Linked DNA regions of Homo sapiens: region 2 is linked to region 1. The links are chromatin contacts, found by Hi-C in ENCODE. All regions are on one chromosome and are shown on one strand. Each heading gives the region's core, a stretch centred on a gene start or an enhancer-like site at or near the end of the contact. The rest is flanking DNA. Distances are from core to core; before and after follow the strand shown.

What was found. A loop is a pair of places that touch in the nucleus more often than their neighbours do. Pooled maps may share reads with other maps.
Region 2: a map with no recorded cell type shows a loop between it and region 1 (12-fold over the local background). The contact joins the promoter of DEK here to the enhancer-like site in region 1. A Hi-C loop is called at or near these places in 2 of 37 single-sample maps with no recorded cell type and 2 of 50 pooled maps.

Annotation. Positions count from the first base shown.
Region 1 is chr6:14,092,228-14,097,160 of GRCh38, reverse strand. No RefSeq gene overlaps it. Among named protein-coding and RNA genes, the nearest start is that of CD83, 23 kb to the left of the region's middle. RefSeq lists enhancers at 1,674-1,803, 2,697-2,826 and a cis regulatory region at 1,325-1,825. Within about 2 kb of position 2,865, at least 8 of the 41 ENCODE cell types and tissues checked have a DNase peak (open chromatin) inside an H3K27ac peak, as active enhancers do.
Region 2 is chr6:18,262,223-18,266,739 of GRCh38, reverse strand. It overlaps DEK (DEK proto-oncogene), which reads left to right and starts at 2,210. Exons shown (of 11, transcript NM_003472.4): 1 at 2,210-2,355; 2 at 2,744-2,897. The coding sequence starts at 2,753. It overlaps LOC124901270 (a long non-coding RNA gene), which reads right to left and starts at 2,208. Exons shown (of 2, transcript XR_007059486.1): 1 at 1,663-2,208; 2 at 1-1,010. RefSeq lists silencers at 1,850-2,129, 2,170-2,529, 2,590-2,649 and an enhancer at 2,535-3,086.

The DNA.
Region 1 (4,933 bases), core at 1,616-4,115:
TCTGGGAGGTAGTAGACCTGGAGTAACCAGCAGCCCTCTTGGCATCATGTGGAGCCTTGAAATGAAGCCGAAATGGAAGGAAGAGAGCAATGCTAAGAGGGGAACAGACCAGTTCCTGAAATATTGTTCAAGCCCCTGGATCAAGCCCCTGCCCTTTTTAATGAATTGCATGAACTAATTATTTCAAGTTCTTGCCTATGCCTGCTTGAGTTAGGTTTTCTGTAACATGCATTCAAACCATCTCAATGGATACATTAGTTCAAATCTCTCTATTATTGGTGTGGAATCTGAGTCTCAGTAGAGTGAAAGCACAAGCCCAAAAATCATGCTGGAAGATAATAGCAAGGGCGGCGCTAAGACTCAGAACCTCTGGCTCCAAGTTCAGATTACACAGTCAGTGTGGCAGACGGCCTTCACCTAGGGGACAACTTATGTTCCAGGTGGAAGAGAAAGAGACAGAAAGCAAGCTAAGCCCCCTCGTATGGCCTAATATGTCCCAGACCTCCAGACTCAGGGTTTATGAGAGTTGAACGAAGTTTCTGTTATTACAGGTATCAGCCATCAAGATGTGCACAGAGAAAACTCAGCAACTGGGAAATCAGCTGCATGGTAGCAAGATACACAGACTTGGAGTCAGAAGATGTGGGCCCAGACCCTGATATCCACCCACTCTTGTGGGTGGGCGCCTTCTGAATGTGAAGGGAGGCTAATAATAGTGCTCCTGGGAGTCCAAAGACTGATGCTTTGGAGAGGCCTCTGTAAGCCAGCATCCTCCTCCAGCAGTGCTCAGGCCTGGAAACAATCCACAGGCTGTTTAAATGGCCATCACAGAGGTTTTTTTCAAGGCAGAATTCTGCCTTCTCTTGACAACAAACAAGCAAGACTTGAGAACACCTGGGGAGAACTGTGACCTACATGCCTTTTTGTCCAGGCAGGAGAGGCTGACGCGCCCTCAGTTCTCCTTCACCCACCCCTACCCAGTGCAGCTAGAAACCTGGGGGTGTGTTCCAATGGCCATTTAGGGTCCGACACTGCCATGGGCCTCACACAAGAGAACTCTTGCTCTGCAGCCAGCTGTCTTCCAAAGCAGGGAAGCAAAGGATTCACCCAGAGGGCCATGCGAACTTCCCGCCCTGGCTTCCAAGCTGGTCACCCGCCTCACTCAGCACATGACCGCCTGGTCCAGGGGAGGCCTCTGAATTCACAGGCATAACTGTAAATGCAAATTCCCATGTAAAGCTCATGGATGAAAGGAAGGAAATGAGAATTAGGACTCAAGTTCTGTTGGGTGAAATGTAAAACCTGGGTATCTACTCTGATAAGATTAAAGTGAGTAATTGGCAGGTGGACCAGTGGTGAGCTTCAGGGATCAAGAACACAGGGAAGCAAGTTTAGAGGCCAAAAAGGCAGCCACTGGGTGCTAAGCAGGGGAGAACTAGTGATGTTGACTGCCTATGGCCGGGTGAGGGCCGAGGACGAGCCTCCCAATGCTGGGCACAGGTACAGCTGCTGACGTTGACCACTAGGTACAGGAAACCAGGCAGACCTTTACAAAGGCTGGGCAACATCCTGGTGAGCTCCCATGTGGAACCCACAAGAAGCCACGTTTAGTCTCACAACATTTATGGGGAAATTCCCCTGAATTGACGTTTAAGCTTTAATAGAGGAAATCAACATTCTCAGTAAATCTGGTAAAAGGTCTATGGAAACTTTGTTAAATTTCAGCCAGAGACACCCCCAATGGCTGGTCCAGCCAGTGCTGTCCATTATGCAGCTCATTCCATACAAAGTCCTTGTTCTCAAACTTGGCTAAGGCCTCCTATGAGAGAACACCTTCTACACCAGAAGGTATAATTAGATGCCCTATGGTAGCTTTTAGCCCATGTTTTGAAAATCAGCGAGGTGCCTGAGCTGAGGTGGCTGGCGGATGTGCATTGAGGAGATAGGCTGACATGGGGTGTGTTCATTAAGTTATTCAACAAGCATTCATTTACTGGGTATATAGAGTTTCCAAGCCATCATGCTTAACACCGTGGAGCCCAGAGCAATGGATAAAATGGAGCAAGTCCATTTTGCTCCCCATGGAGCATGTCAGAGGCCAGTTGGGGCCAAGTGTGTGTCTGGGAGCAGGAGGGCAATGGCAATCGGGATGCCTGTGAGATTTCCTGCTGTACTTCCTTGGTGGGGCCAGACCAGAGAATGTTGCCTATTGAAAAACATTTCTTTGTAAGGGCTTTGTAAGCAGACATCTCCAGCTGGGAGCAACTGAGGAATTTTTTAATCAGAGCCTTGATCTGCTCTTGCGGCACTGCCTGAGGCTAGCAGTGTCCCTATAACACCAAACTGAATTCTAAAAAGAAAAAAAATCAACTGATTGCTTCCAAATACTGGGATGCTTATGGGGGCATGTGTGTGTGTGTGTGCGTGCGTGTGTGTGTGTGTGCCACCATGCCCGGCAAACTTTTTTTGTATTTTCAGTAGAGACAGGGTTTTGTCACGTGGACCAGGCTGGTCTCAAACTCCTGACCTCAGGTGATCCGCCTGCCTCGGCCTCCCAAAGTGCTGGGATTACAGGCGTGAGCCACCGGACTCAGCCAGGGCTCTGTTGTTATCCCCACATCATGCCCTTCAAGTATGCCATGCTGCCGGATGTCAGGAACCAGGCTCCAAGGGGTGGTGTCTTGGCATGACTTAGACAACCAGAGACAACAACCCCAAAACAGACCTCTGGCCTTTCTCTCCTCCTCCATCTGCCTCCTGCCAGAGAAACCAAAAGAAGAACTTACTTATAAAGGCAGTCATGGGTCTTTTCACTTGTGGCACTGTGATGCCTGGCCACTGTGGGGTTTTGGAAAGGGAAGTAGCACTGACATCATAGAAACCTAGAACTGAAAAAGACCTGAAATGTTCATCTTGTCCAGGCACCTCAGTGAGACAAGACACAGCTCCCTCTCCTTGCAGCTCTCCCTGAAGATGCAGAAATAGTACTCTACCTCCTTCAGTTCTTGCTGCCAGGGCTTTATCTCCCAAAGAGGGAAGATTTTTCTCGCAACTTGAGTTCTCATTTAACTCCAGTCTACTGTCTTTTTTTTTTCAGCCAGGAGGGTCCACTAGTCAGCATTAGGCCCCTCACAAACTTGCAAACTCAAAGATAGTGGTGGAAGTGACTATTAGTCTTTTCATTTCAGGCCAGCTAAACACAATTATCTCCACCTACATTCTTCACTTGGTTCCTGTACTGTGCAGGTTTTGTTGTTGTTGTTTTTTTAATCTATACTGTTTGCAATTTTTCCACTATTTTTTTCAAAAATGTGACTGGGGTACATTGAATTTTTGTTTCCCATTCTTCACTCTCTCTCTGTTACAGAATTCTACACCCGTGACCTTTGCCATGTGACTTTGCAGTGGCTCTCACTAGAATGAGTGCAGTGTTTTTCCTCACCCCATGGAAGCTTGGCTCAGCCACAGGCTTTGCCTTGAATAACAGACGCTAGTGGAAATGATGTAAAAGAGGCTTTAAATGTGCTTGCATGATTTGACTTGGCCTGTTGTATTTCCGCCATCACCGTAAGAAGACTATGCCCCAGGTGGTGCCAGTTCCAGAACAAAATATATAAAGCAGGCCCAAAGTAGACCTGGAGCCTGGAGCCATGCCCAGTGGAGCCCAGCCAAGATCAGCTGAGTCCCTGCCAATCCACAGACCTGTGAATAAAAAAATGAATGTTTGTGGCGTCAGCCAGTGAGACTTGGGGCATTATTTGTTATACATTATTGCGGTAGTTGATGACTAATAAAATTGCCAAAATAAGGTCTGATTTAGACTAGAGATGAATTATTACCCTATCCTTGCATCACACACTCCTCAAACCACCTCTTTTGTGACACCTTCCTTGGTTCCTTTAGCTTCTCTACAACTTGTCCACCCTAAATCCTTCTTTTTGGTGTCCTATATTTGGGCCCCTGATCATAGTCAATAAAACGTTTTCTAGAAGTCAGTCTGACATATTACTCAATACTTGCATGTTTGAAACCTTATCAACAAGACTATAAAGTCATTGAGAACAGGGACCATGCGAGTACAGGATGGATAATAAAATACTCTTATTAGGAACATTCTGTACCGTGATCTCTCATCTTTGGCAGAATAAGGCTTCCAGATGTTAGCTGGAAACACATCACCATTGCATTCATGGAATTAGCATAAGGCTATGCACACAGTAGACATAAGACGCATTCGAATATTTATGGAGTGTCCATTGGAGAAGCAAAAGTAACTGAGTTGTCAATCAAATAAATATTTCTGATCTATTAATACTCAATGTCATATGCCTTATCTTTTTTGATAAAGATAATATTCAAATTCTCAATTCCATAGATATTGAATATAAGCATTTCTCTTTCCCAGCCAAAATACATCAATAGAAATAAGTGAGAGATAGTGAAGCCACCTATTTAAAAGGCCTGTGAATCGCTTCTCAGCCTTTGGCGAAGATTAAGTTTAAAAGGACTATGAAGCAAAACCTTGTGTAAAGCTAATGTTTACTTCCTATTTTACAGTGCTCTGTTTCATTTTTATTAATAAAATACACTTTTGTGTATGACAGCTGATCATATTTGATTTTCATATTCTCTATTTAAGACCAGAGAATATTCTTCAGAACCACATTTTTTTTCCCACAGTTTAGTTTCAAATGTAGTATAGTTCCTCTTTTTATAAAACAAGTCAGGAAGGTTTGTTTTATATTAAAGCATTCAATGAAAGGGTGTTTTTTTTTTTTTAAATACAAATCTACTTTTCATATACTGGAACTTTCCAGATGACTGGTCAGATTACTACAATCGCATGTTATATTGATCTGGAGTTCAAAAAAACACCAAAAGAACAATGGGATAAGCCTGCTTTCCTTCCAAGTATGGGCATAGCTATCAAAGC
Region 2 (4,517 bases), core at 961-3,460, 4.2 Mb before region 1:
CCCGTCCCCTACCACGTCAGCGAGGCGGGAGACCCATGTTCCTGGGCACAGCTGCAGCCGTCCAGCCGCAGCTCTGCACCCAGCCATCCCTGCACTCTTGGGGGCCCAGGAAACCCCCTGCCCCTGCAGGCTGAAAGTGCCTGCTCCTGAGGTTGCAGTGAGCCAAGAGCACGCCACTGCACTCCAGCTTGGGTGACAGAGTGAGACCCTGTCTCAAAAAAAAAAAAAAAAAAAAAAAGAATGTGCCTGTTCCCAGGCCTCTACCCTCTCTCTACCCACTCCCAGGGCCCACTCCAAGGCGGAGCAAAGTTGTGGCCAGGCACGGGCGCTGCTGCAACCCAGCTGGGTGTGCACGTGTTCAGGGCAGCACTGACACACCAGCCACCTGCCGCCTTGGCCCTCTCTGGACTTTGGGCACCAACAAGTGCGAGAAAGAGGCTGGTGGGGCTGAGGGTGGCTCCGCGTGGGCCTGCAGGCACCCCTCAGCACAAACAGCCTGGGCGCCATGGATGACATGTTGATGGTGGGAGGCAGACACGTTCCTGGGGGGAAAGGGGTAGGTCCCTGCCCACCTTCAAGCCAGGGATGGCCTGAAGCCTGGGGGGCCTGGTGGCCAGTTCCAGGTAGAGTCTGCAGCCCAGAGTGAAAACTAGTGGTGCTTTTTCTGGGCCCACCCATGGGCCAATCAGCACACACTTCCTCCCTTCTGAGCCCATAAAAACCCCAGACTCAGCCAGCGCTCAGGCCTACCAGCTGCAGGAAGGAGCTACCCACTTTGGTCTCCTCAACTCGTCAGGACCACCTGCCTGCAGAAAGGAGCTGCCCACTATGGGTCTCCTCTCCACTGAGGGCAGGACGCTAGTCGGGACAACCCCCCTGCAGAAAGGAGCAACCCACTTCAGGTCTCAGGAGAGCTGTTCTGTCCCTCAGTGAAGCTCCTGTCCACCTTGCTCACCCTCCAGTTGTTTGCGTGCCTCACTCTTCCTGGACACAGGACCAGAACTCAGGACCTGCCAAATGGTAGGATTGAAAGAGCTGTAACACAAATAGGGGTGAAACACAACCCCCCACTCCCAACCACGTTGCAGGCAGCAAGAAGGAGAGATGAGCTGTGGAGTGTGGATAGGATTTGAGTGGGATAAATAGTGTGGAAAATGGCATACCGTTTGAGGGTAGAAATGACACTATTCGCGTATGTTTTGGAAGGGGAACAAAAGGAAAAGGGAAGATTCAAAGGAAATGTCTAATTTTTGTCCTGCAACCCAGAGTCCAGGCAAATTTCACTGATCACATTTCTATTAAGTCCACTGAGTACAAGGATCCTTCAGGTGAGCTAGTGGTTGAAGAGTTGGGAGAAAATAAAGGAAATCACATACAAAAGAAGGCAGCATTGAGCAGGGAAGATACTGCTTTGAGTGTCTGCAGTGTTGAATGTGTAAAAAGCATCTGCATAGATGACCTAGAACTCTGGGAGAAGGGTCTGGACCCGGCCAAATAACATATTTCCTCTATTATAAAACAGAGAGTGTGTGTGAGAGAGGAGAGGAGAAGGAATGGGGTGGGAGGGAGCCTCTCCCCTTATATTTACAGGGGTGTAAATCTATGTGGCTGGCTATGTGAACCTTTAACGTGGCAGGTAGGATCTTTTTCCTTTCGGTGCACCTTACAAGCGATGCGGTCCTCAGAAATACAGATTTGGGAGTTATCTATCACCCAGCATGATTTCTGGAGCATTGATGAGACCGCTGATTAATTCTCCTCCGCCTCAGAGTAACACTGTCGATAGCGACTTCGGAGATCTCTAAACTTCTTTACCGCGCCCGCCGCGCCCCTCCGCGGCCCGGGACTGCTCATCATCTTTTCCAGGAAGCGACCGTGGAAACAATAAACACGCAGGCCCCCTAGCGTCCTTCCGTTCCGCGCTGCCAGGCCGCCTCGCCTCCCGCTCCCGCCCGCCCCGCGGGACACAGCCCGCCCGCACTCCGGGGCCCGAGCGCCGACCACACTCCAGGCGCAGCCGGGGAGAGCCCCGCGCGCGCATCCCTCCGCCCGCGGCCGAGGCGACCCCTCGCGGTCCCGCCCGCCCGAGCTTCCCGCGGAGGCACCCGGCCGCCCCGCCTCCCCCGCCCCGCGCCCGCCAACTCCCAGCTCGCGGCCCTGATTGGTCGCCGCATTCCCGCTCTCCTTCCCGAACCGCCATTTTGAAAATCTTGTTGATTCTGGGGAGCCGAGCGCGCGGCGCGAGCGTCACGCCAGACAGCGGCCCGCGCGCCTTCTCCTCGGCGTCGGCCGCCGCCGCCTCCCAGAACCTCCTCGTGCCCTCGCGTGCCAGGCCCGCGGCGGCCGAAATCCGCGGTAAGGGCTGCTTCGGGACGCCGGAGGCCCGGTCGCCCCTGCCGCGGCCGACGGGGGAGGGACGCGGCCATTTGGACGGCGGCCTGGGGCGGGGGAGGGGACGTGGAGGGCCGGCAGCTCGGGCCGGGCCGGGAACAGCGCAGGCCGGGCGGGCGCGCGCGCACGCGGGGCAGCGGGCGCGGTTTCCCGCCTCGGGAATCCCTGGACGGCGGCGGCGGAGCGGGAGGGAAGCCGCCCCTGGGGACTGAGCGCTGCGGTCCCGGCTATGGGAGGAGGCAACTTTCAGGGCAGGTGTCCCGCGGGAAGGGTAGCATCATTCAGGGTGGCCGCCCGGTCCTGCCTGCGGGAGTAGGAGGACCGAGACGTCCGGCTTTCTTCCCGCATGCAGGTTCACAGCATGTCCGCCTCGGCCCCTGCTGCGGAGGGGGAGGGAACCCCCACCCAGCCCGCGTCCGAGAAAGAACCCGAAATGCCCGGTCCCAGAGAGGAGAGCGAGGAGGAAGAGGACGAGGACGACGAGGAGGAGGAGGAGGAGGAAAAAGGTGGGGGGAGTCGCATCCCAACTGATGAATTTTTCAGACCGAAGTTTTTTTGTATTTTTCACCCAGGAAACAGTTTTCTTGCTCTTTTGGTGTTTAGAGGCGTGAAGTCGGAGTGATTTTCAGCGAGAATGTGTGCACAATTTATCTGCTTTTGTTTTGAGCGATGGCGTAGAATTGACTTTGTGTATTCCGGTTTTTAAAGTATTTGTTAGCGTGGTAGAGATGTATTGGAGTGCAGCCGACTTCTCGTCCGCTCTAAACGTTCGTTAACATTTCATCATTTGACGGGAAGTTTGTAGGTCTTGGATTTGATTTTTTTTTTTACCTGTGTGTGTGCACCTTTGAAGTTGCTAAGTGGATGTTCTAATTTTGTCCTTTTCATTACACATCTTTTGCCTTTTGAAGTTATTGTAAGGTCTTGGTGCAGCCCGTTAAGACTGAAGTTATAAGGCTAGACCCGGAAGTATTTGAATACTTTCGAATATTTTTACATTTACCAAAAAGTTTCCCTCCCTGGCAAACAGCGGTGAAAGCTGTTGCTACTTGAGAAAGTAGTTAAAAATGAAGAAAGTGAACTCTGAAAGAAAGTTAAATGTGAGCCCAGCACTGTCTCGGTTTCGAACCTGTGTCTGTTTTAAGGGAGGGCGATATGAGCCCTGATTTGACTGGAGGTGTGAAACGGAAACTTGACTGAATAGAGGAGTGTGCTGCGGCAGTTTATCCAGGATGCATGCAGTGTCTGTTTCAGGTGTACCCGCTTCTTGACATGTTTCCAAACATTTAAAAATCCGAGTCGCATCTCTTAGCATTCTTTGATATTAGCTTAGTCTGCGGTTATTTCGTATATGTTTACGACTCAGCCACACTTGGGAAGAGGTTGAAGCGCTCTTCCTAAACCCGGATTTTTTTTAAGCCTCAACCAGCCTGTGGTCACAATCTGGGTTAAGATTACAAGGTGTGCCTTTTGTTTGTTTAAAGTGGTATGTGCCCTAAGAAGGGCATATTTAAGTAAAGCATGGCTTTTTAAATATAAGTTTTCACATAAACTATTGCTTAACAACATGTTATTTTAAAATTATTTTTAATACAACAACAAAATTGGCTGCACTATCTCGCTGCTAGCCAAAGAGGCTCTGCACTTTTTCTCCAATTTTTTGTTTGTATTTTGGTCTTCTGGTGGGGGCAGGGTTGAGATGCCAAAGAAATGGTGAATTTTCTTCATGTCAGGAAAAAATTAGAGAAGTCATGTAAATATACTGTAAGTGGCCAACACAGTAATGCTTGGGGAAGAGTTGGTAGTTGAAAGAATCCCATGTTTTGTTCTAGACAAATTATTTTTAAAAACATGATGTTGTAGAAATTTTATCCCCTAATAGTTTTATTGTAGCTGTGATTTATTATTCTTTTTACTAATTTGAGGTGTTTGTGGGACAAGTAGAATTGTGAAAGTTTTTATTTTACTTAACCCTGAATATTTAACTTTAGAACTGAGGCATCATGGAAGCCAGACAGTGAAATACTTTCTGTATTAGGCTTTTTTTTTTTTTTGCGTTACTATAAAGAAACACTTGAGGCAGGGTAGTTTATAAAGAAAATAGGTTTTATTGATTCGTGGTTCTG